Linked DNA regions of Homo sapiens: all the other regions are linked to region 1. Evidence: read pairs that join two places in POLR2A ChIA-PET (ENCODE). Cell type or tissue: CD4-positive, alpha-beta T cell. All regions are shown on one strand. Region 1 overlaps ATP6V1G3 (ATPase H+ transporting V1 subunit G3). Region 2 overlaps PTPRC (protein tyrosine phosphatase receptor type C). Region 3 overlaps PTPRC (protein tyrosine phosphatase receptor type C). Region 4 holds the start of PTPRC (protein tyrosine phosphatase receptor type C). Region 5 overlaps PTPRC (protein tyrosine phosphatase receptor type C). Region 6 overlaps PTPRC (protein tyrosine phosphatase receptor type C).

Evidence for each region. ChIA-PET counts read pairs that join two places held together with the same protein. Peaks named below come from ENCODE experiments on the same cell type or tissue, not always from the same donor. Only the 100,000 strongest peaks of a DNase experiment are listed, where the experiment ranks them.
Region 2: POLR2A ChIA-PET joins it to region 1 with 15 read pairs; 8 of 35 experiments call an interaction of 5 or more read pairs at or near these places.
Region 3: POLR2A ChIA-PET joins it to region 1 with 10 read pairs; 10 of 35 experiments call an interaction of 5 or more read pairs at or near these places.
Region 4: POLR2A ChIA-PET joins it to region 1 with 27 read pairs; 8 of 35 experiments call an interaction of 5 or more read pairs at or near these places.
Region 5: POLR2A ChIA-PET joins it to region 1 with 12 read pairs; 8 of 35 experiments call an interaction of 5 or more read pairs at or near these places.
Region 6: POLR2A ChIA-PET joins it to region 1 with 23 read pairs; 11 of 35 experiments call an interaction of 5 or more read pairs at or near these places.

Annotation. Positions count from the first base shown.
Region 1 is chr1:198,521,367-198,525,366 of GRCh38, reverse strand. It overlaps ATP6V1G3 (ATPase H+ transporting V1 subunit G3), which reads left to right. Exons shown (of 3, transcript NM_001376861.1): 3 at 1,803-2,145. The coding sequence ends at 1,976. Among named protein-coding and RNA genes, the nearest start is that of ATP6V1G3, 17 kb to the left of the region's middle. In CD4-positive, alpha-beta T cell, a CTCF peak has its summit at 2,005; a DNase peak (open chromatin) is centred at 1,986; H3K4me3 peaks cover 1,962 bases; H3K27ac peaks cover 3,419 bases.
Region 2 is chr1:198,648,146-198,652,145 of GRCh38, reverse strand. The region is part of intron 2 of PTPRC (protein tyrosine phosphatase receptor type C); the gene reads right to left. Among named protein-coding and RNA genes, the nearest start is that of PTPRC, 11 kb to the right of the region's middle. In CD4-positive, alpha-beta T cell, no CTCF peak of the experiment used is centred here; DNase peaks (open chromatin) are centred at 256 and 2,005; H3K4me3 peaks cover 4,000 bases; H3K27ac peaks cover 4,000 bases.
Region 3 is chr1:198,689,138-198,693,137 of GRCh38, reverse strand. It overlaps PTPRC (protein tyrosine phosphatase receptor type C), which reads right to left. Exons shown (of 33, transcript NM_002838.5): 3 at 765-791. Among named protein-coding and RNA genes, the nearest start is that of PTPRC-AS1, 24 kb to the right of the region's middle. In CD4-positive, alpha-beta T cell, no CTCF peak of the experiment used is centred here; no DNase peak of the experiment used is centred here; H3K27ac peaks cover 2,297 bases.
Region 4 is chr1:198,636,628-198,640,627 of GRCh38, reverse strand. It overlaps PTPRC (protein tyrosine phosphatase receptor type C), which reads right to left and starts at 1,588. Exons shown (of 33, transcript NM_002838.5): 1 at 1,491-1,588; 2 at 1,287-1,402. The coding sequence starts at 1,359. In CD4-positive, alpha-beta T cell, a CTCF peak has its summit at 666; a DNase peak (open chromatin) is centred at 1,577; H3K4me3 peaks cover 3,227 bases; H3K27ac peaks cover 4,000 bases.
Region 5 is chr1:198,654,931-198,658,930 of GRCh38, reverse strand. The region is part of intron 2 of PTPRC (protein tyrosine phosphatase receptor type C); the gene reads right to left. It overlaps PTPRC-AS1 (PTPRC antisense RNA 1), which reads left to right. Exons shown (of 3, transcript NR_199042.1): 3 at 1,110-1,378. Among named protein-coding and RNA genes, the nearest start is that of PTPRC-AS1, 10 kb to the left of the region's middle. In CD4-positive, alpha-beta T cell, no CTCF peak of the experiment used is centred here; DNase peaks (open chromatin) are centred at 1,240 and 2,170; H3K4me3 peaks cover 2,973 bases; H3K27ac peaks cover 4,000 bases.
Region 6 is chr1:198,679,710-198,683,709 of GRCh38, reverse strand. The region is part of intron 2 of PTPRC (protein tyrosine phosphatase receptor type C); the gene reads right to left. It also overlaps the pseudogene PEBP1P3. Among named protein-coding and RNA genes, the nearest start is that of PTPRC-AS1, 15 kb to the right of the region's middle. RefSeq lists an enhancer at 1,470-2,040. In CD4-positive, alpha-beta T cell, no CTCF peak of the experiment used is centred here; DNase peaks (open chromatin) are centred at 1,729, 2,259, 3,339, 3,999 and 1 weaker place; H3K4me3 peaks cover 3,938 bases; H3K27ac peaks cover 4,000 bases.

The sequences.
Region 1 (4,000 bases):
ACCCAATGACAACTATTTTTAATGCTGTTCCAAAGAAAAGTAGGTAATAGTTTCACAACAGTTTGTTTTTAATTTTTTACCACTAGAAGACACTGAATTTAGAGAATTATTTTTTTAATTTGGTAGAATCACACTTAAGACACTAAATTTAGAGGAAAAATTTTGAGCTTGGTAGAGCCATTTTAATAAGTAGTTCTCTTCTATTTTAAAATTTCTTCTTAGCAAGGGAAATTCGATCCATATGTTTCTGCTTCTTGTATACTCACTTATCAAAATGTTATTCTGCAAAAGTTATTTGATGTCTTAGAAACTGTAACTTTTCAAAATTATTTTCTTTGAACTGAGAAGACCCCATTGCCTGGACTGTAAACAGAAAGAACTTGAACCCAAGCGCCTCAGTGGCATTTGATTTCAAGCCTAGGACTCAAAAAGATCATGCAGATTTTAGAATTTAGAATAGTCTAACAACCCTGAAGTAGAAGTCAATCATTACTGGAGTATCTTGGATTAAATTAAATGCATACTTTTCCTAAACACTCTCAGACGGAAAAAGCAAACAAACATAAAACAGTCTTCTTGCCTTTAAAATGCCATGTGTAGGAAAGACTAAGTTTACAAAGGAGATACGTTAGGAGTTGATTTTTTTTGCTTTAGTAAAGGCTAACTTTCAAAGTGTTTCACTGCAGAATTCCTTTAAATTGTTAACTCCTCTGGTGAAATTATATTTTGGTCAAATCATTCCTTGATAAAGAAGCTATGAGGAAAGAGGAGATAATAGAAAATACTGGGAATCACTGCCAATTAAAGAGCAATTAGAAAGATATATTAAACTGTGTCTACAATTATGATGTAACTAAATGAACAAGCACACTCAATTTTAAAGAAGTACAACTTACACTAAGTGTTCAAGATAATATCTATTACCCAAAGAAACACACTTCGGCAGCCAGGCGCTGTGACTCACACTTGTAATCCCAGCACTTTGGGAGGCTGAGGAAGGCGGATTACCAGGTCAGGAGTTCGAGACCAGCCTGGCCAACAAAGTGAAACCCGGTCTCTACTAAAAATACAAAAATTAGCAGGGTATCATGGCACACGCCTGTAGTCCCAGCTACTTGTGAGGCTGAGGTGGGAGAATCGCTTGAACCTGGGAGGCGAAGGTTGCAGTGAGCCAAGACTACGCTATTGCACTCCAGCCTGGGCGACACAGTGAGAACCCATCTAAAAAAAAAAAAAAAAAAAATTGTGCATATAAAAGTATCTTAGAGCGCACATTGTGACTGTCTTCCTGATAAAAGCAAGATACAGTTCAGATAATGTATTTTAAAAATAGAAAAACACTCTTTAAAAACCAGCAACTGTTTAAAACTTTTAAACACTCTTTAAAAAACAGCAAAAGTGAGTTTAATGGTGTCTTTCAACTCTGTTTTCCAGACTTATAATTCAGAAAATAAACAATAGGGAATATATGGGAACTAAATGGAAACTGTCATAAATACATGAAAAATGTGATGGAAAAGAACTTCTGGGCATGGTTTAATGATTATAAATGTGTATTCAATTTGTACCATGTGGAGGTTGGTTAAAAGTGAAAGTAATCTGCTATGACCAGTTTCAATATTTTATGAAAGTTCATCCTTCCCACTCATGGCATTGATGATCTTGTTGGTTCTCTGAAAAAATCTAGAAAAGGAGTACATAATTGTGCATTGTAGGACAATCATCAGTAAACAGGCTAGGACAAATTTAACTTGTAAAACAATTGTATTATGATGTGAATTCTGTCTGTTTTGTTTTGGTAGATAATGGGCTCTCAGAATAATCTCTCAGATGAAATAGAAGAACAAACACTAGGGAAGATACAAGAACTTAATGGACACTACAATAAGTATATGGAAAGTGTGATGAACCAGCTCTTGAGCATGGTCTGTGACATGAAACCAGAAATCCATGTGAACTACAGAGCCACCAACTAAATGTACATCACAGTTTTCAAGAAAAAAAAAGGTGTGTGAGTGCCACCTGGTTGCTTATGGCTTCGTATTTTTATGTTGAGAAATTTGAAATGAGAACCTTAAATTTACATTTACAGGAAATGTGACATAACTCATACATCGGCACTGAATTAAACAAAACAAAATACAACTGTTGCTATATCTTTTCTAGTAATAATTATGACCTTGTCACTTAACTTGGAGTAAGTCAAGAATGCAAAATAGTAACATGTTTTTTAACACTTGAAAGAAAAACATGGTCATGACAGCTTTTTAGTGGGCATGGGTTTTTTATTTCTTCTCCTTTTCATCGATTTAGAAAATGTGCTCTTAATTGTATTAAATGGTAATTTGCTAAAAGATAATCTTTAAGCAAGATATAATTATGACTCTTCAACAGATCTAAAAATGAACATGTCAAGGGTCTTATTTAATTCAGTAATCAATGGGAAACCAGTAAAACAGAGAGATAGAGACAAAGAATGATGGGTTATATAGCCACTTTTAAACATAGATGGGGTTTATAATCATTCTGTCTGTCTGACCTCAACTAAACAGATATTATTTTTAAAAGAAAAAAGTAAATGATAAATAAGCTAATAACATAGATTTTGGAGCTTTGAAAAAAAAAAAAAAGAAATACAAAGAAAACTCCCAGGAGATATACTAGGTTAGTGTGCCACTAGCCCAGTCTCCTAGTTACAGCTAAGCTAAACTCTTGTTAAATACTAAGTATTTTGTTAGTGCAATGTATATATCATCTCAATCCTACCTTGTAAGCAGTATTAGTGCTCTTGTTTTACAAAATGAGATGCAAAGATGAAGGAACTTATCTGGAGTTGTTTGGATAACAGTGGCAGCACTGAGCTTTGAACTGGGCAATGTGACTCCAATGTTCACACCCTTTACTTCTTACCAAACTGCTTACCTGCACAGCTCCTATATTTGCATTAGTAAGAAGCATGGGTGCTATAAAGTCTTTGATTTTCCAGTAATATATGCAGACAAATTTTAATTCCAGTCTAAACAAAAGTTAATTATTGTCACCAAACTATTCATATAATCTTCAATTATATGAATCTCTGATTATATGTATAGTTTGGTAACAATAATTAACTTTTGTTTAGACTGGAATTAAAATCATAAACTGAAATGGTTTTAATTGATCATTGTTTTAGATCAGTGGTCCCCAACCTTTTTAGCACCAGGGACCAGTTTCGTGGAAGACAATTTTTCCAAGAATGGAGGGGTAGTGGGGTAAGATAGTTTTGGGATGAAATTGTTCCACCTCAGATCATCAGGCATTAGAGTCTCATAAGGGACATGCAACCTAAATCCCTCACATGTGCAGTTCACAATAGGATTCGCGCTCCTATGATAATCTAATGCCGCTGCTGATTTGACAGGAGGCCATGCTCAGGTGGTAATGCTTGCTCAACTACCACTCACCTTCTGCTGTGTGGCCCGGTTCCTAACAAGCCACAGACAGGTACCAGTCTGTGGCCCAGGCACTGGGGACCCCTGTTTTAGATCACTAGTATCATTGTTTCTTTTTAGGAGAAAAAGTTAAAATTTTACCACATATCTTAGTACCTCGGAAATAGTCAATTTTATATGCATGTTAGGTAAATGGAGCAAAATTTGAATTCTATTTGTTTCTCCATTTTCCCAACTTTGGGGGCAAGGAAAACCAAACCAGTTGATTGGTTTTATGTGGTATATTTCCCCATTTATTAGAATGAGAACTGATTGCCAATTAAAGAAGAGAAAGATATCAAATATTCCTAGGAACACTGGCTCCCATTTTTTGAGGGGGGTGGAGGAGAAGGCATCAATTAAAGTTGTGTCTCCCTGACATTAGGACAGTGTTGGAGGATTTCTACTCAACACAGATTTGGAGAATTCAATTACTCTATTCTGCAAAGCTTAGATAAATAAAATAATGAGTAAAATTGCACATTTTGGGAGTTATCACGTGAAAAGATAATTCTGAAAAAGATAGCATT
Region 2 (4,000 bases), 130 kb before region 1:
TCACTATTGAGATCACAGTAAACTGCCAAAACACCTGATGCGCCCTTTTTTCAACTTAAGCAAAATATCATAATACAAAATAAATACCGATAGATCATATTTAAGTTACTTACTCTTTTGTTTTAACCATAATTCTGTTTTCCCTATTAAGACTAGTGACCAAGGATTGTACATTCGTTGAATAATCTGTAGAACTAGAAGCAATGTAGAAACAAATCTGAGGCTGAATAGCCTGGTGTGCATTGAAGCATCATATGGAGTGCCAGGCACACGAGACACTCAATGTTACTTCCCTTTCCTGACCCCTTCTTTCTCAACCTTAGTACTGTATTTAAAATTAGAACAAGGAAAATTAAATTGAACTATTCCCTTTTAGGATATGACAACCAGTAAATTTTATGATAATATCAGGAAACACAAATTAACAAATTTGCTTATGTTAAAGACAAGTATAAGCTAGACTATACAATGACATGAGCTTGTTAAATGAGATAACATTTATAAAATGTTAACAGAAGTGCCTGGCACAGAGTAAGCACTATTTTTTATTAGCTTTTTCTTATTAGCTAACCACCAGTAAGTACAAAATTAAGTAGCTCTAAAAAAAAGTTTTAAGGAAACCTGCCAAGCCTGAGATCAAAATTACACACAGAGATATACACACACTGACAAAAGGATTTATATCTATTTATGTGCAGTTTAATTTTCACGATATTAGATTCTACCTAATATCTGCCACATTGATAACAACTACTTTTTAAATTTCTCAAAGAAATGGAAGGTTTAATTTCAGTTTAAAAATAAACCAGTTATTTAACCAATACACACACACACACACACACACACACACACAATCCCAATCTGTTCAAGTATTGTCTTAAACAATATTTTAAAATATGTATCAAAACAAAACATAAGCTACAAAATGGTTCAACAGAGCATTACCTTTGCATGAAATTTTCAGTTAAATTTCTAATTCTTTAGTCTCTCAATATATTCTGTAGTTTTTATTAAAACAAATTATGTTAAGATGTACCTCTTTCTTTTTCTAATTGTTAAGCTAGCAAGGGATATATTAGGTAAAGACATCTAATTCTTCCAAATATTATAAATTCCTTAATATTACTTTTGTAACAATATTAAAGTTAATAGAGATATTTACCAATTGCATGTTCACAACCAACCTTTCTAGGGGAGACATAAATTCAGATTTTTATGTGGAATTTACTGAATTCTCACTATAATGCCAACCCTTTTCAACATTCAAAGCAAAGTATAGTTCTACTTTTTTTCACTGGCTACCTCTTCTCACTATCTTTTCCTAGCTCCTCCTTGTGTCTCTTCCAAATATGAAGTTTCCCAAGGCTCAGAAACCAGTCATCTGCTACTCTCTACATGTTTATTTACACTGTCACATGCAGTCCCTTAGCTTTAAGCTCCATCTGAATGCAATGACTCCTATGTTTATGTCTCCAGTTGAGACCTACTGAATGGGCCTCAGCCTCTTATCTCCAACGGATTTCTTGACCTCTCTACCACCTAATGAAAATCAGACATCAATAACAGCCCAAACATAACTCTGGATTTCTGACCCCCTAATTTGGCTCTTTCCCATCCCAGTGCTCATGGGGAAAAAAAGTCATTCTCTAAAATGTCTTTGTCTTTTCCATGCAGCCACTTCTCTTAATTCTATGTCAGTCTTTCCTTTCTTTCCACCTGCACTGCCAACACTTGGTCCAGATCACCATCCCCTTTCTCCATCCTCCCATTCAGTCTCCTCATAACTGCTTCCAGGCTTTGCCTTACTTCCAATCTATTCTCTTCATAACAGTCAAAGTGATCTCTTCAACACAGAAAGAAGATTAGGTTATTCTGTACTTAAGAACTTAAAATGGTTCCTTCCCTTTATACTTCAGGTAAAATTCAAGCTCTTTCCATTTCCATCAAGGCCCTGTGGGACCTGCCTTCTGCTTATCTTTCTAGCCTCACCACAACCTGCTCAGTTCTTACTCACCATACTACAGATGCCTGACCTTTCTGTGCCTCGAACCTACCAATTTGTTTGGTTTTGCCAGATAACCTTTACTCTTGCCAGTCTCCCTCACATGGATCCCCATATTCTTGTCAGCCAACAGGTAGCTCAATGATTCTTCTTCATAAGGATCTTCCCCGATCACTCTGTCTAAAAGTGCATTCACCCCTAAATCTGGGTCTGGCCAGATTAAACTCTACCATATTACACTACTTAATTTTCTTCACAGCATTTATCTATAACTGAAGTTATCTCAATTTGTTGTTTGTTTTCTTGTTATCTCTCACCACTAGGAAGTCAGTTTCATAAAAGTAGTTACACTTTCTGCTTTCTTTACCACTGTGTCAACACTTAAAACAGTTTTTAGCTTAGCAGGGGCTCTATAAACAATTGATGAATCGATGAGTGAATCATCTCATTTAATATCTCTTGCTATTATTTCCATTTTACACACGAGGAAACTGAGGCTTTGGAAGGTAATTCTTCCCCAATTTTTCATCATTGGAAGTCTCCAATGATGAAACTGGAATGGAATCCGGGCAAGATTTCAAAGACTGACTTCTTTAAGTACTTTAAAAGTAGCGATTGTCTGAATCCAACATTTGCACTAAAGTTTCTTCAAGTTACTTTTATCAGCTCCCTGACCTTTTCCTTTTTCTTTGGTTTATCTGTTTCCTTCATATCACCACTTCCTTTCCGTCAAAACTCTCAACTGATGTCTTATGCTTCATTTATGTTTCCTTAGCCATTACATACCTTTATCATACCTAAAGCATCAATAAGTAAATTCAGAAAATAAGAACATGGGTCATTGGAAAGTAGAAATACATAGAGTTTAGTAAGCATAGTTAAAATCTTATTTTATAAACCAGACTATCTGGAAATCTAAGTCTAAGAAGTCAAAGTATAATATTTGGCCTAAATTATATGATTGGAATCCACATTTATCAAATGAACCAAACAATAATTTTTTTTTGTTTTGTTTTAGTCTCCTCAAAGTTTAGCCAACTTGTCTCTGGAATAAAAAGTGTAGGATGGATTTACCTGGTTCACTTAATATGCTTTTTGGATGACTATGAAAAGATTATCTAGTGTCTACACTTCCTGGAATAAGATGAGAACCTTATGTGTTTTCCATGATCAAAGTGTTTAACAAAGGTCAAGTTACTTCCCTTGCACTTCAAAAACAAAAAAAAATCTAGATACTTTGGTGAATTATTTAATGTTTTTCACTTTATGTAATATCAAAAATGAGTTGGGTGGGGGAAAATCCATTCTTTCCATCATATCACTCACCTCAAGACAGACTCAGTCCTGTCCTTTGTTAGCCTCCTTTTCAGGATGATTGTAACACATCACATCAGTATTCATAGTGAAGACAAATTAATCAAAGATGTCTTTTTGTTTTTTATAAAAGTCATACAATCTTATGTGAATTTTACATAGATACAGAATATGCTAAAGATATAGAAGCAGCTCAGTGCACAATGGTTCATGTAAGTAGCTAAATCAGGTGAATGAACTTACATGCATATGTCACACAAACAACCTCTGAGAAATTACCAGCTCCCATTCAGTCCTGCTGTGATTTGCCCATCATCACACAGTCATGTCTTAAATTCCAGGTTATTAAACTGACCACTAAGAAGATTGAGTAACCGAGTGGAAAATCTAGAATCTGGTCTATCTAGAATCAGATAGACCCCGATTAAGACCCCAGCCTTCACCCCACCCCCTACAACTCTCATTTGCTATTAGCTGGTGACCTTGGAAAATTAGAAAGACTACCAAAAAAAAGTAAGAATTTGTTTGTGTGCTGTGTATTTCTGTATGTTTTCCCTTTTCTCTCCACATAAACATTTTTTCAGAATAAATTACAAAACAAACAAACCAAAACAAAATAGGACTATTGTCTAGTACCTCTTCACATCTACCAACTTTATTTATTGAATATCTAATAATAATCTA
Region 3 (4,000 bases), 170 kb before region 1:
GTACGTTAGTTGGAATTGTGCATTACCATATTAAATCAAAATTGTCTTCATTGTTTTACTTACCTTCTTAATGCATACTGTCAACCATATGATTATGCAGGAAAATACATTTTCAGTAACATCAGTTAAGTGATGTGATATTTAACCATCTGCAATTTAATTTTTTCTCTTATTTTGTATGTACTATGTATGAATTTATTTGCAGCATCTCTGTGTTTTAAATTTATCTCATGATTAAGACATTTATAAGGACTATTGAAGTGTTCAGTAGAATTTGAAAATTATTATTTAAAAATATCTCAATAGTCTCAAAGGTTTTGCATACCATTGAAAAAAGCAACATACTCTTAAAGAAATATAGACATATGCAAATCTGTTATCTACATATCTATAACATACATAGACAGCTGTTAACCTGCTTTCAGACTATAAAATTTTGTTATCTAATTTAAATGCATTTTTTTATAGTCTTAAAATATTAAAAGAGAGTAGAAACCTGTTGTGTGATTTACTGTCAAGTTTGGGAAAAGTTACTATTTATACACAAAATATATATACAAATTTAATAACATGTTTAGGTAGTTATTAAACTCTATAACGTATAAGCAGAAAGTTTAAGAACAAGTGAATGTCAAGAATCACTCATGATTATAAAATTTATCCTTAAAAATAATTTCAGTGTTAATAATAGAAAATTGTAGTTAAATATATAAACTTTGCAACAAGAAAATAAAATTAGTAAAAATATAAATATTAATTCTTACCAGTGGGGGAAGGTGTTGGGCTTTGCCCTGCAAAGAAGAAACAAAAATCTCTTAGAAAATTTCAAATTTCATTCATATTAATGTAAACATATATTAGATTTTTATATGTACCTCAAGTCTATGATAGAACATTCACCAAGTGGCAATTTTCAGTAGCTTTTACCCTAATGAAACTATATTTCCTCTCTTAGTACCATGTTTACAAAGCCCAAATATATCAAAATTATGTTATTTATTTTTTGAATCCCCAGGCTAAATCAGAAACATAACAGACTAAAGGATCACTATTGGGATTAATTTCAAGCCTGCAAAAGACTTTTGAAAAACTTTTGAAACTTTTTTTTCCCAAATGCATTATTTATTTAGATAATGATGATTAATTGAGCACCTATTTTGTGCTAGACATTATGCCACATGCTAGGGATATAATATGACCAACATATAAAAATTCCCTGCCCTCAATGAGCTCAATTTAGTGTGAGATATAAACAAAAACAATCAATCAATACAGTGTGATGACAGGTGATACAGAATGTGCTAAAGGAGAACATAACAGGATCATCTTATTTATATTTCCAGAGTTGGTGGTTGGCTGGTAAAGGAGTTGATACAGAGGGTTTCTTGGATGTATTTAAGCTACAACCTAAAGGATTGCATATAGCTAGCTTGGTCCCAGAAGAATAAGAAGCTGGGATTTATCTTACAGGCTTTAGATATCCATTAAAGGGATGTCTTTAAAGGGAGGCCTAAAGGAGAAACATTTGAATTTTAGATCAACCTTTCAGGAAATGGAAAATGGATTATTAAAGAGCAAAGGTGGGGGCAGGAAAATCAGGAGACCAAAACCAAAGCAAAACAGACAGAGATGATGTCCTACGTAGGAAGAGTATACCCCAAAAGAAAGGTTGGGGGAAAAGGACCTATGAAACACTCAAGAATCACCAAGACTTTGTAAATCCTTTCAAGTGAGAATAAAGGAGAAAGAGTAATAAGGAAAATATCTAGATTGATAGTTTAACATGCTAGTGAGTTATAGTTTCACTGAACTTGAGAGTAATAAACAGTGAGTAGAGAGGTGAATCAGAATTTGCTTGAGATTTCATGTGAAAATGTATAATAGCATTTGAATATAGAGGTTTGTAGCTCATGACATACATCTGGGCTGATGCTATAGATCAGCATATAGATACATTTTGCAGCTACAGAGGTGAAGGAGATCACCGAACTACATAAAAGAGAAGTGTCCAGGATAGAATCCTGAAGTTCAGTGAATATTAAGGAGAGAGCCAGCATAGGTAATCAAATTTTCCAAGTAAGAGGAAAACTGTAGCAAACAAGAATAAAGAGTAGAGGGTGTTTCGAGAAGGAAATGGTTGAAGTCAAATAATATGGGGATTCACATGCAGGATAAACATGGTGCATTAACATGGGTCAACTGGATTTATCATCTGGGTTTGTGGAAATGTTGAAAAGAGCAGCTTTCTTGGCATGATGGGAACTAGATTCAGTCTACAGTGAAGTGCAATGTTTTCATCCCTCATCTTAGTAAATGCCTATTTAAAAGATTGTAAAGTTCTTTTCCAAATGACTGTAAACTCAGGTTGTTAAAGAGAATCAGAGATCAGATGGGAAAGTGAATTAGCTGGTACTTAAGGTGACTTTCTGCCTTTATATTTTATCTTCTGAGAACAAACTGATGTGAAAACATTTTCTTCCTTCAGAGTTGCCATCCAAGGAGCATCACCCCGTATTCTTCAATGACATTCCCTGGCTTATTCCTTGAAGTAAAATGCATTTTTGATATATATATTTTTATATCATTGATGGGTGATACATAATTATTAACATAATGACTTTCTTGTTTTCTCATTACATTTCTCTTTTTCTTAATAATTCATACTTAAATATTGTTTTTAATTGATATTGTTTGTACTTTTGTCCCTTTTCTTATCTAGTTAGCTTTTATCTTTCTGTTTCATGTAAACTATTGTTATGTTTATGTTCCCATTAACAGCATTCCGCTCTCCTTATTTGTTCTTATTTCCTTGTAAATTACAGTCTTAGAATTGTGTTGATTTGCAAAAGAGGTAATAAGAAAAAAATATTAGTATAGCAATAACTAATAGCTCTCATGTTTGAAGTGAAAGGAAAAGTGTCCTTCATTGTTTGTGAAGAACAAAACATATCACCAAATTTAAAATATTCAAATTGTTTTTGAGTGTGTGAACATACTTTATACAACACATATCTCTTCTTTATCTGAGAAATACATGAGCTCTTACATATCTAAAATTAGGTTGATATGCCCCTTCTCATGCAAGCACCTCATTCCTTGGAACTTGAAACAAGTTAATTTAGTTCACTTAGGTTCAAGAAACATACATTGTTTTGCTGGTATGCTGTTGGAGACTAGGTTCAAACATGATAAAAGCATGACCCTTGCCCTGGATAAGCTTATAACCCATAAAACACATATATCTAGTCATCTGCAATGACATTTTAGTCATGGATACACCTGATTAAGACTAATAATCAAAATTTCTCGCATCAACATCAGCATGAATCACATAATAAGATGAGGAAGAGGAGGAGAAGAAAGAGAAATAGCTGTAGCAAAGAGTCTTGTGTATAAGAAGTGATTGATAAGTAATTGCTGGATTCTTTTAAGCATGAGTAAGTGCAAAGGAGAAATCAAACAGATCTGATGATAACAGCTTTAGGAGAAGAGCCAAGGAGCAAGCACTGTAGGCCTTGAAAAGGAGCTTGAACTTTTTCCTCAGAATGACGGAAGCCATTGGATCAGTTAATACAGAGGAGAAATCAGAAAGCAAATTTGATGACAGAGAAAAGAGAAATCTTAATGTTACCTGCACCACTAATTCCACAGACCCCTATATTCTGTTGTTCTGATTTACTACTTTGTTGTCACCAAAATGTGTAGCACCAACTATAGATAGAGTTTCATAAAAGAAAATTATAATTCATCATCTGTTTACCACAGAAATGAGAAGAAAAATGCTGGGACACTATGTGAAGCTATTTGTTTTTTAACAAAAGAACTGTGAATGCCTGAGTAAATATACTAGAACTGTTTCCAACCAGTACACTATTCATCAGACTACGTATATGTTCCATGTCTCAGAGAGATTAATAAACTTCCAAGTGGTCCAAAGGCAATACGTTTTTTAAAAGAAATACATGATGTATATTATTTTAATCTAACTTCTGAAAAGAAG
Region 4 (4,000 bases), 120 kb before region 1:
ATAATTTACTTTTTATTATCATAAGCTTTAAAGGGATGGTAACTTGATAAACATTTTCTGTACTAAGACAAATGCTGCAAATATATAGATTTTTAAAAAATTCACCTTTGCAATAAAAAGCAAAACAGCCACAACAACAACAACAAAAATCTTATGTTGTTTTTCTTTCCTCTTTCTTTCCTCTCCAAATAGAAATTGTCAATGTAACATGCTCAAGAGGTAGCTACTTCCCTGACTTTCAGAGGAAAGAAGAACGGTAAAAGTCAAAAAAAGACTTCAAAGTGAATTGTAATAAGCAAGTTGTTTTAAAATACTTTTTATACTTTTTGGAATTTCTACAAAAATTTTATTTTCAATGTCCTTTTAGATACTACATCATAAAGAGAAATATTAAATATTAATTATTAGTTACATTCTATAATCTATTGAAATGTACTCATGATTCATATTGACGCCGCTCAAGAACTATCCATTGAATAGACCATAAATGTGCAAAGATTTCAAACTTTAATAGGCACTGGAAGTCCAACTAGTTGCATTTTCCTACTGAATACAGCATTTGCATGATTTTTAAGAGTTTAAATATTTCTATCTCATCAAGGCTGTAATATTTACCCACCACCCAGGAAGGGCGGTGGCTCCACAAGAATTTCTAAAGCAAAAATGTATTAAAACTATTAACAAGAAACTAAAAACTTGATTTAAAATACATTCTGTGATAAAAATTGCAGAAAGTTAATATTTTACTAAATATCTCAATATATTTTTGAACTATTATATACCCAAGTATTCAATAAAATATGTCAATTAAATTCAAAATTTGAGGAAGCAAACTTCAGGTCTGAAAAGAGGGAGTGGCTTACATACAACCAAAGCTGTTTTATGACTTTTTAAAAGATCAAATTTGTTAAAAGAATAAAAACTCACTTATTTTATCATTAAAAAATTCTCAGGCTTTTATAAATGTGTGTTATTGTCACTTTGGAAGTTAAGTAATAATGTTGCTTTTGTAATATCTTTGAACAGTTGTAAATAAAGATACAGATAGACATTGCTTTCCTTTTAAAATTGTATTTTTTGTCCCGAAACATTTATGTCTTTGTAAACAGAAACAATGTATTCTGTCACACAACTAGCTATGTCTCCCTGAGACAACAATCTTGATGGTTTACAGCAGGCTTCTCACTTCCAGTTACCAACACATTTAAATTATTTTTATGTCTATTTCAAACATTCCTCCAAAAGAGAAAAAATAATTTAAAAAATATTAATATCCTTGTACTTACCTGTCACAAATACTTCTGTGTCCAGAAAGGCAAAGCCAAATGCCAAGAGTTTAAGCCACAAATACATGGTCATATCTGGAAGTCAGCCGTGTCCCTAAGAAACAGCATGCGTCCTTCTGAAAAGCAAAATAATTGTTATCTCTGTAGAAGTTTTTCTCTGTAAAAACGAATCAAAAATGTAAAAGTAAATAAATAAATGCATACTCTCCACTGTTGTCTTATCAGACGAGGAACAATTTCCTCCTCTGTTACCCTAAGAACAAACCACTTGCTAGCTGCATGAACTGCTAGGTGATGATGTCAGATTCGGTTTTACTAACTTCTCCAAAAATACTGTAAGGGTCCTCTTTGCAGGAAGTCAAAAAAGTTGTTCTAAGTCAGTAGAATGGCATTGCACTTCCTTAATTCAAGTAATTACACCAAGTTAGAAAGCCTTTTAAAAGATTTTCCCATCAAGGAAGATGTTTTTAAACCATCCAAATAATGCTCCTTTACAGTATCCATTACCATTTTTTTTAAATTAAATCCCCACAAAATAATCAATAATTTTCTTACTTAAGAGATGACAAACAGATTCAGCATAAGTATAACAAAATGGGTGTTGGCAAGATGACTTAGTAGAAAGTATCAATATTTGACTTACTGAGACGGCCAAATGAATGAAAAAACTACTAATCTGGTTATTTTTGGCAACCCAGTATCATTTACCATTAGGGCATTCAAAACTCAGCAATATGACAGTTTTAGCAGTAAAACCCATTTCTTATGCAAAAGCACTTTCAGACAGCTTAACAGTTTTGCCCCAAATCTTTCACAGATATCCTTGTGAAGCTAGGAGTGGAATCAGAATGTCATTTCTACTATAGTTACAGCAAACCCTGCTTCCAAAAACTAATGTTTCTGTGACTTAAGATGTTCTTGGCGCTACTGATGAGGGAAAGGACAGTGAAAACCAAGAGATACCTTTAACAAAAGTTAACTTGTTTCCTTTTTCTCAGCAATACTTTTTCAACTTTTTTAACAAATAAGACAATGAATTGTATTAACACAATGCTCTTCACCATTCTGATGTTCTTAGTTAAGTCCATCTATTAGGAAAATGCTTACTGGCAAAAAGTATAAATTCAACAATACAATTAGATGAATTGGTTTTATTAATACAATATCTATATGCCTTTAAAAATAAAAGTACACACATGTGCAACTCATTTATTTGAACAATAGATAATGCTTGGGGGACTTTTAGACAGACAGAGCCCTTGTGGTAATTCTGCAAACCCTAGTTTGGAAGCATTATTGTAGGGTTCTTATATTTAAGTAAATAAATCTTTTGATACTTACAAACTTTTTTGTTTTACTCTTACATTGGCTGCTAGGAACTACAGAGCCAAATTTCTATCACACTTTGTGCAAATGGAAATAACCCCACAGCTTAAACTCTAGGTAATAACCTTTTAATAAGATTGTAGTTAAGAATATTATTTTACTATGATTATTATTATATTTAACTTATGGAGCACTTACTATGTGCAGGAACTATGCTTTGCACTTTACATATATTGTATAATTTGTACGATACCCTTGAGCTAGATAATGTTATTATTCCCCATTTTATCTGTGATGTTCAGAGAGGTTAGTTGAGTTGCCTAAGATCTTGCAGCTAGGATGTAGACAAGCTATATTTAGAACCCAAGTCTCCAAGTTTAATTTTGCTTTCCTTACTCACCTTACTATTGCCCTTTATTTTTCTCATCCCTTTTACCAATCTTTTTGTACTATGTAAGTTTATAATACTCGAAAAGATAGACCTTTGAATCAGTGAAAATGAAATTATTCTCTTTTTGCAAATGTATTTTTAAATAAGATAACTGTGCAAGTAAGCACTAATTTTCATGTGGGTAGGCCTAATAAAACATCAGTGTCAGAACTCATGGATTTGAATACTCAGCTCCTCAGCCTATGTCTTAAAATACATTTGCAACAGAAAACTCTTTGGGGATTTGCTTTAAATATCTTTAAGCAAATACTTGTGTTCTGTGAGCTTGCTGTTATGGCAGAATATTTGGCAAAATTAGAGGCCAGGAGAAAAGTGTATATGATCTTTTAAAAGGAAGAAAAGTATATAAAATATACTCTATAACAATGTGAGTTTAGCAGCCTTAAACGGACATTTTAAAAGGGATTTGTGGCTTTAAAAAAATAGTAAGAAGTTAGGAGATTCAATTCCATTTCAGACAGGTGAGAAGACAGATTCTACCCAAGGAATCCAAGATAGATTAGCAACAAATGAGTTGCATTATATGTGTTAATCCAACACATATATAATGTTTTAACATATTCATTGTGTTAAAATTGAGTTTAGTGTCTATAGGAAATACTAGAATTTTAAGCAGCAAAATCTGTACTGTGTATTATAAAGGTGTAAAGACATACAGCTTGAAATACAGAGACATCAGCAGATGAATGTATATACAATTCTGATGGCTCAGAATGGAGACAGTGGCAACCCAGAGGTTTGTTAGCCTGAGGTCCAGGCTGTCAGGAGGGTAGGCAAGAGGGAAGGCCCTAGCAGCTTGTTAGGAGACAGAGCCAGGTTGTCCTTGATGGTATACTACACTAAGCCAGACATCCAGGAAGGACTCCGGGTAGCAGCTTGTCTTTCCACAGGGCATCTGGGGAAATTTCTACTGTATCACATACAGGCCTGGCATCCA
Region 5 (4,000 bases), 130 kb before region 1:
CAGTTATTCAACTTAACGTTCTCAAATGATTTGATGAAAGCACTCTTTCTTCTAAAGATTCTTACTCTAAAAGGTAAGGGTTAGCTGGATTTTTTTTTTTGGATTATCATGAGGAGCAACCAGAAAACTGTGCTACACTCTCTAAGGGGACACAAATTGTCATAATTTTCCAGAAAGGAACATAATAAGAACAGAAGTGCAATTCCATCAAATCTTGCCACATATGTGTTACATTTAGTATTCTGGGTAACAAATGCCAAACTTTTAACCACTTTTCAGGGGTGAGAGGAGAGGAAAGGACAGAGCCGGCATAGAAAACTTGTTAATTAGTCTGTAAAAGAGCAAGCAAAAGACTTCACCAAAGTTACCACTTCAGGACAAGAAATATTTTTCTTATATAGGAGAGACTGATAAATCATGGTAAACATTCTACGTTATCCTTATCATTCCGTCTCAAGGAGGTATGTATACATTGTGTCTTTCATGAGCACAATTACAGTCCACATCACTTTATTTTATTCCCTCCTTGTATAAGAAAGCAACATAATAAAATAATACTCAGGCTCAATATTTTGCCATTTTTACTATCAGATTACCAGTCATAGTGTCAGTCTATCTATACAAAACATGCTAAAATATTCCCACGATACCAGATTATCTCATAGAATTATAGAGCCTCATCAGTTCATGTGTATCATTATTAATTCAACAAATATGTATTTAAAGGCTACTCTGTAACGATAGGCACTGCCTATACAAAGACAAAGGAAAACATCTCTCTCTCTCTGAAAGGTGCTTAAAGCAGAAAGAAACTAAAAACCAAATAAGGAAGGGTATTCCAATGAGACAGACCAGAAAGATGTCCCTGTGGGCATGTAGGATGGCTGAAATGTATATGTGCTCCACATCTCTCCCCTGGAAAGGTGAAAAACCTGTACTGTTGCACAGAGCTTGGGCACAGTTTAGTTTAACACACATTCATCGAGTATTGAATCATAATTATACTATTTTTGTCTGTGGAAGAGATGCCACAAATGCATTTTTTATGGGCTATAAAGAAAGCCAATGTCAACAAGAAACCTAAAAAAAATGTGTTTGTGTTCATTCAGGAGTAAAGCAGAGACATTCAAAGATGAACAGCAATTCTGAATGGAAAGAGGCCAGCTGTAAAACGTCATAGAAGACCTGCAGTAGAGATACAATCCTGAGAAGAATATTTAGCAAGAATGGGGTTTCAGATTTCTGGTATTTCCATATGGGTGGAGATTGAAGAAAAAAAAGAAAAGAGCAAAAGTTTTCTCATAATGTTTTGCAACTTCTGCTTCCGGGCCCAGTCAGAGCCCAAAAGCAGCAAGAGAAGTAAAATGAAAACACTGAACATTTTTTTTGTTTTGTTTTGTTTTAAATAATAATTAATTTTCACTCACAAAACTGAGTATACTTAATTCAGGTATGTTTGAGATTTCAAATGAATATCTATAGTGAATGCATTTTTATTTAAAAGGAGAAAATGGTTTATTCTTGACATCCTTTCTTAGCTTAGAGAGAAATAAAATCTTCAGAAAATAGTGGTGGCTTACAAAAGTTGGATTTTTTTAAAGGAATAAAATGGAAAGCACGAGTAATCTGATGATAATATTCAATAACAGAAAAAGTTCTTGCCACTAACACTTTATCAACTATAAACATAAAAACCTACTTTCTTAAAGATTAATTATCTACACTGTGATCAGCATAAATGCACAGCTAATTTTTTTCTGCTCTAGTAAGTGAATATTTTGGATTTCAGAATGAACTTTGCTTTACTAGAAAGAGGTAAATCAAAATATTTAATCTACATAGGAATACATACAGTGTGTGTGTGTGTATATATATATTTATATATATACACTATATGTATTAAAAAAAAAACCTCTTGATTCCATCCTATGGTGGAGTTAGAATGTTCTATTAACACAAGTAGATATTTCGTTTTAAACAAAACTGATTTTTTTTCCTACACTAATTTAATCTCCTTGCCTAATGTTCTTTAGTCCTCCAACAGGTCTGCCTACTTAAACAATTTCTAGTCACAGGATGTGGCTGCCACAGTTTTATCTCCATCTGGCAGAACATAACCAACCTGCTTGAGCTCTCAGCTCCTGTTTTATAGCAACTAAAGTTTCCTTGTTCACCCGCTCCCCCACGCCACCTCCATGACGTGCATTTCTCGTAAAACTACAGATCAGTAAACTTCCTCAGGGAACTTGCAGTAATGTATGACAAAAAAAAAAAAAACAAAAAACAAAAAACTAGTAGCCCTGTGATGTGTAGCAGAATTCATCAGACTAGCTGTCTGTTCTGGCACTGATTGCCAGGCAAGCTTCCATTGTGCCTTCATAGCTCATACACAGTGCACTTTCCCTGTATTAGGCCCTTGTAGGTATCTGGATCCATGGGCAAAAACTTGAGTAGGGGAGGGAAAGAAAGGGAAGCAACAATACCTTTTAAGTCAAAAACTGAGAATAATAGATTGCTATTTCTTCTATATGCAAAGGATGAAAATATACCTATGACCCTTTTCACTGTGAAATGCTTAATGTTTGTTCTAGCAATTCTTACTGGAAATGACTGCCTTACACAGTTGCAAATGTCTTAGAATAGTATAGTGAACATCTATGATTGGAAATAAGTCCCTGTTAATCTTTCAAATAATGACCAAATTTTTGTAACCTCTGGTAGGTACAATTCGTAAATACATGGATAACTCTTACAGGACAAAAATTACATCCTACTTATAGTGAATATATTTTTATATCATTTTGTTAAAACTTCTTAAATTTTTCTAATAGTTAATACTTAATTGTTACTACAAAATTCTCACCTGTGAATCTTTTAAGTTTTTTAAAAATTATGTGATATCTCCTTTGTTCATTGTATAGAGTACCCAACGAACTTCATGGTGAGTGATGCTTAGTGGGTGCTTTCTGATGAAGCATCCAGTAGTTTAACCAACTGGTCTAGAATAGCACAGTGTTACTGCTGGGAGCCATAAAGAAATTATTTCAATGAAGTTTGTAGTTTTCAGTTAAGGTGGCTAGGGTAGGCAATTTTGCCCTCAGTTGACATTTGGCAATGCCTGGAGACATTTCTGGTTGTCACAGTCAGAGCAGGTTGGGTAAATGTGCTGCTGTGTCTAGTTTACAGAGGCAGGAATGTTGCTAAACATCCTACAATGCCCAGGTCATCTCAGTTCTCCAACTAGATTGTCCACAGGGTCAAGATTCAGAAACTAGTCTAAGCTGTAAATCTCACTGAAAAAGAAACCAGGCTTAAAGAAGTCAAGTCACTTATTGAATACCACATACCAGAATCTCAGTCTAGTGAAGAGGAATTAGTAATAGAGTTAGGATTCAAAACTTGTCCCAAAATGCCTAATCCAACATTCATTTCATTGTATCAGGCCACAGAACAAATACCTCATAATATGCTGGAGGAATTCTAGACCAAGTTCCCTCATTTTTGGTGTAACAAAGGACAAGTCACTAAATATCTATGAGTTTCAATTTTCTTTTTTGTAAAATAGATGCGTTGAAATAGATTATTTCTAAGGTCTCTTGCTTCTCTAAAATTAATTGTTGTATAAATAATGCTACTTTACATTATAGTAGTTTCCAAATTCCTTTTCTCTTTCTTTAATTTTTTTTCTCTTTTTAAAATGTTTGGTACAGGAATTCTAACTCAAATAAAAGCAGGAAATATGTCAGCTAATTAAAAAAAACCGGCAACTTGAACAATACTTGTCTCTCAGTAAATAGTAAAGACCATCACAAAATAAAAGGTATTCTTATTTGTTATTATTTAATAGAAGACACATTCTCTGGTCCATTTATATCCTGTATACAAATTAACTTATTTTGATTGTATCCATGCAATCTAAGACAATAAAAATAGAAGAAAAAACAGCCACATAAACAGCAAAGTGTTATTACTGATTTAATTGAATTGATTTGACATTTTC
Region 6 (4,000 bases), 160 kb before region 1:
GGTGACTATTTCTGGGCTCCAGCGCTGGAAAATCTGATTTAGTAGGTTTGTGGGGTAACGTGATCTGTGCACTGGTATTTTCTTAAAGCTCTGATGGTGATTATGATGGAAACAAGGGTTAAGAACAACTGAGAAAGATGCTTCCTTACCCATATTCTCTTTTTAAACATTTTCCAGAATAGGTTTGTTCCCATATTAATTATCTTTTTGCTTCTTATGAAAATGTCTGTTTTCATTTACCTAAATCCAGGGATATATACCTGATTTATGCAATATACTTCAGATAGCAAAAACCATTTAATTATATTAATCCCTTAGTAAGTGTATGTTTTTGTAGCTCTTTGCTTCCTCTAGGATAGGTTACGATCATCATTAAAGAACAAAGAATCATCAAAAGATGTTTGCATAAGTGGTGAAATCTTTTATTAGTGTATTTGGTGCTATCAACAGTGTTTACTATTTAATAAGCGGGTACTATGTGAATGGCACTGTCCTAAATACTGTTACATATTATTTTATCTAATCATTATAGAAATCCTACAAAGTAGATGGTATTCTCTTCTTTTCACAGATGAAAGCTCAAAATCATAAAAACGTGTATGCAAGGCTAAATAAAGAACTTGTAGCAAAATGAGTCTAGATTTAAATGCAGATCTGTCTGACTGTAAAAACCCCCATGCTTGTTCAACTGCATTGCACTGTAAGGAAAAAATATTTAATGCTAAATCCAGTATTTGTGCTAAAGAGCTATTAGGGACTCAAAAATGAGTAAATATTATGTATAACCATCAAAATGGGATTCAGAGTACCACACATTAAAACTTATTGTTAAAAAGTGTAAATTGCTGGACAATGACTACAAAAGGGGTAGATTCTTATTTTTCAGAAAAATGGGAAGAAAAGTGAACAGGCCTATGCCTAACAAAAATGGTAGCATGAACTTGTCTGTCCTTCAGTATTTTTACCCAAATCTTTAAGGAAGGAAAAATAGTAGAACATGCAAAAAAAAGTTATGATTATATTATGTCTGTACTTTGAAACAAAGGAAAACATACAAAAGCCTTTGCTGATCAACCTATACCTTGTAAAAGAAGTGGGGTGAGGGAAAGAATAGGTAAATGAAGCTCCCCATAGAAAATAAACAGTGCTAGGACAGTGAGTGTCTGTGAATTTAATCTAGTTATGTAGAAACGTGTTTACAGCACCAACCACAACCCTTTCTAAATGAGCCAGGAGATGAATTAAAATTGTACTTTTTTTTGTGAACTAACTACAATATAATAAAAAAAAGCAGAAAATAAATGCTAGATTATAGGGAGTCCACCTAATAGAAACTAATCTCCCATCTCACAAACAGAATAAAATGTCTGCTGAGGCTGCACAAAAGCCTCCCACTCCTAAAGCTGAGGACAATAAAAGCAAAGGCTGATAAATGCACTGCTTATTTCTTCTTATTTCCCTTTAATGAAAACTCTGAACAGAAACACTTGGCTTACTTTCAAAATCATTAAAGGAACCCAGGCATAATGGGAAAAGCTACACTTTCAAATAGAAGAGGTTTTCAATGTGTTGTTCTCATAAGACTGCTGTTTGCACAGCTAAAAGCTAACAGCAGTGTCTTTACTGCTCTTGTGGTTTCTTCTCTTCGGTGTACTTCTGTTTTTCTTATTCTGAGTCTTTATAGGAAAGGAAGAGGCGCAGCTCATGCGGTTAAGCACACAGGCGCTACCAAATGGTGCAATAGGTTGCCATAGCACCAGCATAATCAGCCCTATCTCGGGGTTAAAACCACAACTTCTCTAGTTGACGTTGAAGCTGCCTGACTATACATTTAACTGCTACAAAATGCTGAATTTCAGATTGATTTGTGTTTGCTTCAATAAAAATGTATTTCAAAAGTAAGGTTAGTTTTATTATGTGATTTATTTCAGAAGCACTTCATTTTGAAAAGCACTCACAAATGATATTTTAATGACAAAAATAAGTTAAACCTAATATTATATTTAAAAACATAAAAAGTCACCATTGATTTGGCCAGCAACTAAGCTTTATTAATTCATTACATTATGCAACTTGGAGAAAATAGATCACAAAGAAAAAAGTAAGACAAAATGTTTATTTGTAAATAGAACTCACATTCCTTTACCACTAGATAATGAAATGATAAAATATAGTCTAGGCAAGGATATTTCCTATTTGTTCAGCAACACTATCACCACATATGAAATACGACCCTACCAGTAGGAAACATCACATTGCACCCTTTGCAAGCAAATGCACTGAAGTAAGTTGAATGGCTCCTTAAATACACACTTGATAGTCTCAAGAAAGATAATGCCTGAAAAAACAGACATGTGTAGAAACATTTTGCTGCCTTGTCACATTCCCTGATACCCTGCAGCTCTAGTTGGTAACCATTTTCCATGCTGTATATTCCTATCAATTGTCTTATGTTTTGACCAAATAATTATTTCATAAGATAGAAAATATTAAAATAATATATTAACATTCGTAAATAATAAATCCTGAAAAGGATCATGAGATCCTTTTCATTTAACTTCTTTGGGAAAATTCATATTGGGCCAGCTCTTCATCCCTTTGTACATCAGAAAATGGTTTCTCTATCTTTAGTAAAGAAGGAACATTTACCGAATACCTACTATTTGATACATTGTCTTATACAATCCTCATAATATCTCTATGTGATAAGCATTATTATTCTTGTTTTATAAAGGACAAAAGGAAGACACAGCTGGTTTAAATATATTGCTTCGAATATAGAGTAACAGTGTAAAAACTCAATCCCAGGTCTACTAGAATCCAAAGCTCCTGCATTTTCTCCTAACTCCATAATGCTGCCTCCTGGGAATAGAGGATTCAGAGCATCTATTTCACATCATTCTCCTGAATTTCGGTACACAGTCCTTGAATTCCTCCTATCTGTGGTCTGTGGCTTCCTTTTCCTTTCCATTGCCTTTACCCTGGTCCAGGTACTTATCATGTCCTATTTCAATAATGTTTATACTCAGTTTCTAAACTGACAACTTCCTCCATCCCTTCCCCATGCATGCTAGATACCGCCACATTGATCTGCTTGTAAAATGCACTGATGTGTCTCTTTCCTGTTAAAATATTTTAGTAGGAGATTCCAAAGTCTTTACGATTCACTTTACATCAATTCCTCTGAACTTTATATAACTTTACATCATTCCTCTTCAGTTAAAAGGAGATTGTTGTATCTATTTTTTTTTTTTTTTCTGAGAGAGTTTTGCTCTGTGGCCCAGGCTGGAGTGCCGTGGCACTATCTCAGCTCACTGCAACCTCCGCCTGCCGGGTTCACGCGGTTCTCCTGCCTCAGCCTCCTGAGTATATGGGATTACAAACATGCGCCACTACACCCGGCTAATATTTGTATTTTCAGTAGAGACGGGGCTTCACCATGTTGTCCAGGCTGGTCTCGAACTCCGTCCTTAGGTAATCCGCCTGCCTCGGCCTCCCAATGTTGTGGCTATTAAACAAGACAGTTTGTGAAGCCTTTAATAATATTTTTAAAATCCTATAAATGAGCCCCGGCTTCCCTGGCTAGTTTTCAGAGGCTGCCGAGTCGCCGCTGCGCCTGCGCCTTGCCTAGTGGCACTCCCAGCTGCGCGCTGCGTTCTTGCACAGCCATGCCAGGGACCTCAGCAAGCGGTCCAGGCCCTTGAGCCTGCAGGAAGTGGACGGGCAGCCGCAGCACTCGCTGCATGTCGCCTACGCCAGGGCGACGGTGGACGAGCTGGGCAAAGTGCTGACGCCCACCTAGGTTAACAGACCCACCAGCATTTCATGGGATGATCTTGAGTCAAGGAAACTCTACACCTTGGTCCTAACAGACCCGGACGCTCCCGGCAGGAAGAAGCCCCAATACACTGAATGGCGTCATTTCCTGGTGGTCAACATGAAGGGTAATGACGTTAGCAGTGGCCCAGTCATCTCCATTACGTGGGCTCGGGCCTCCGGA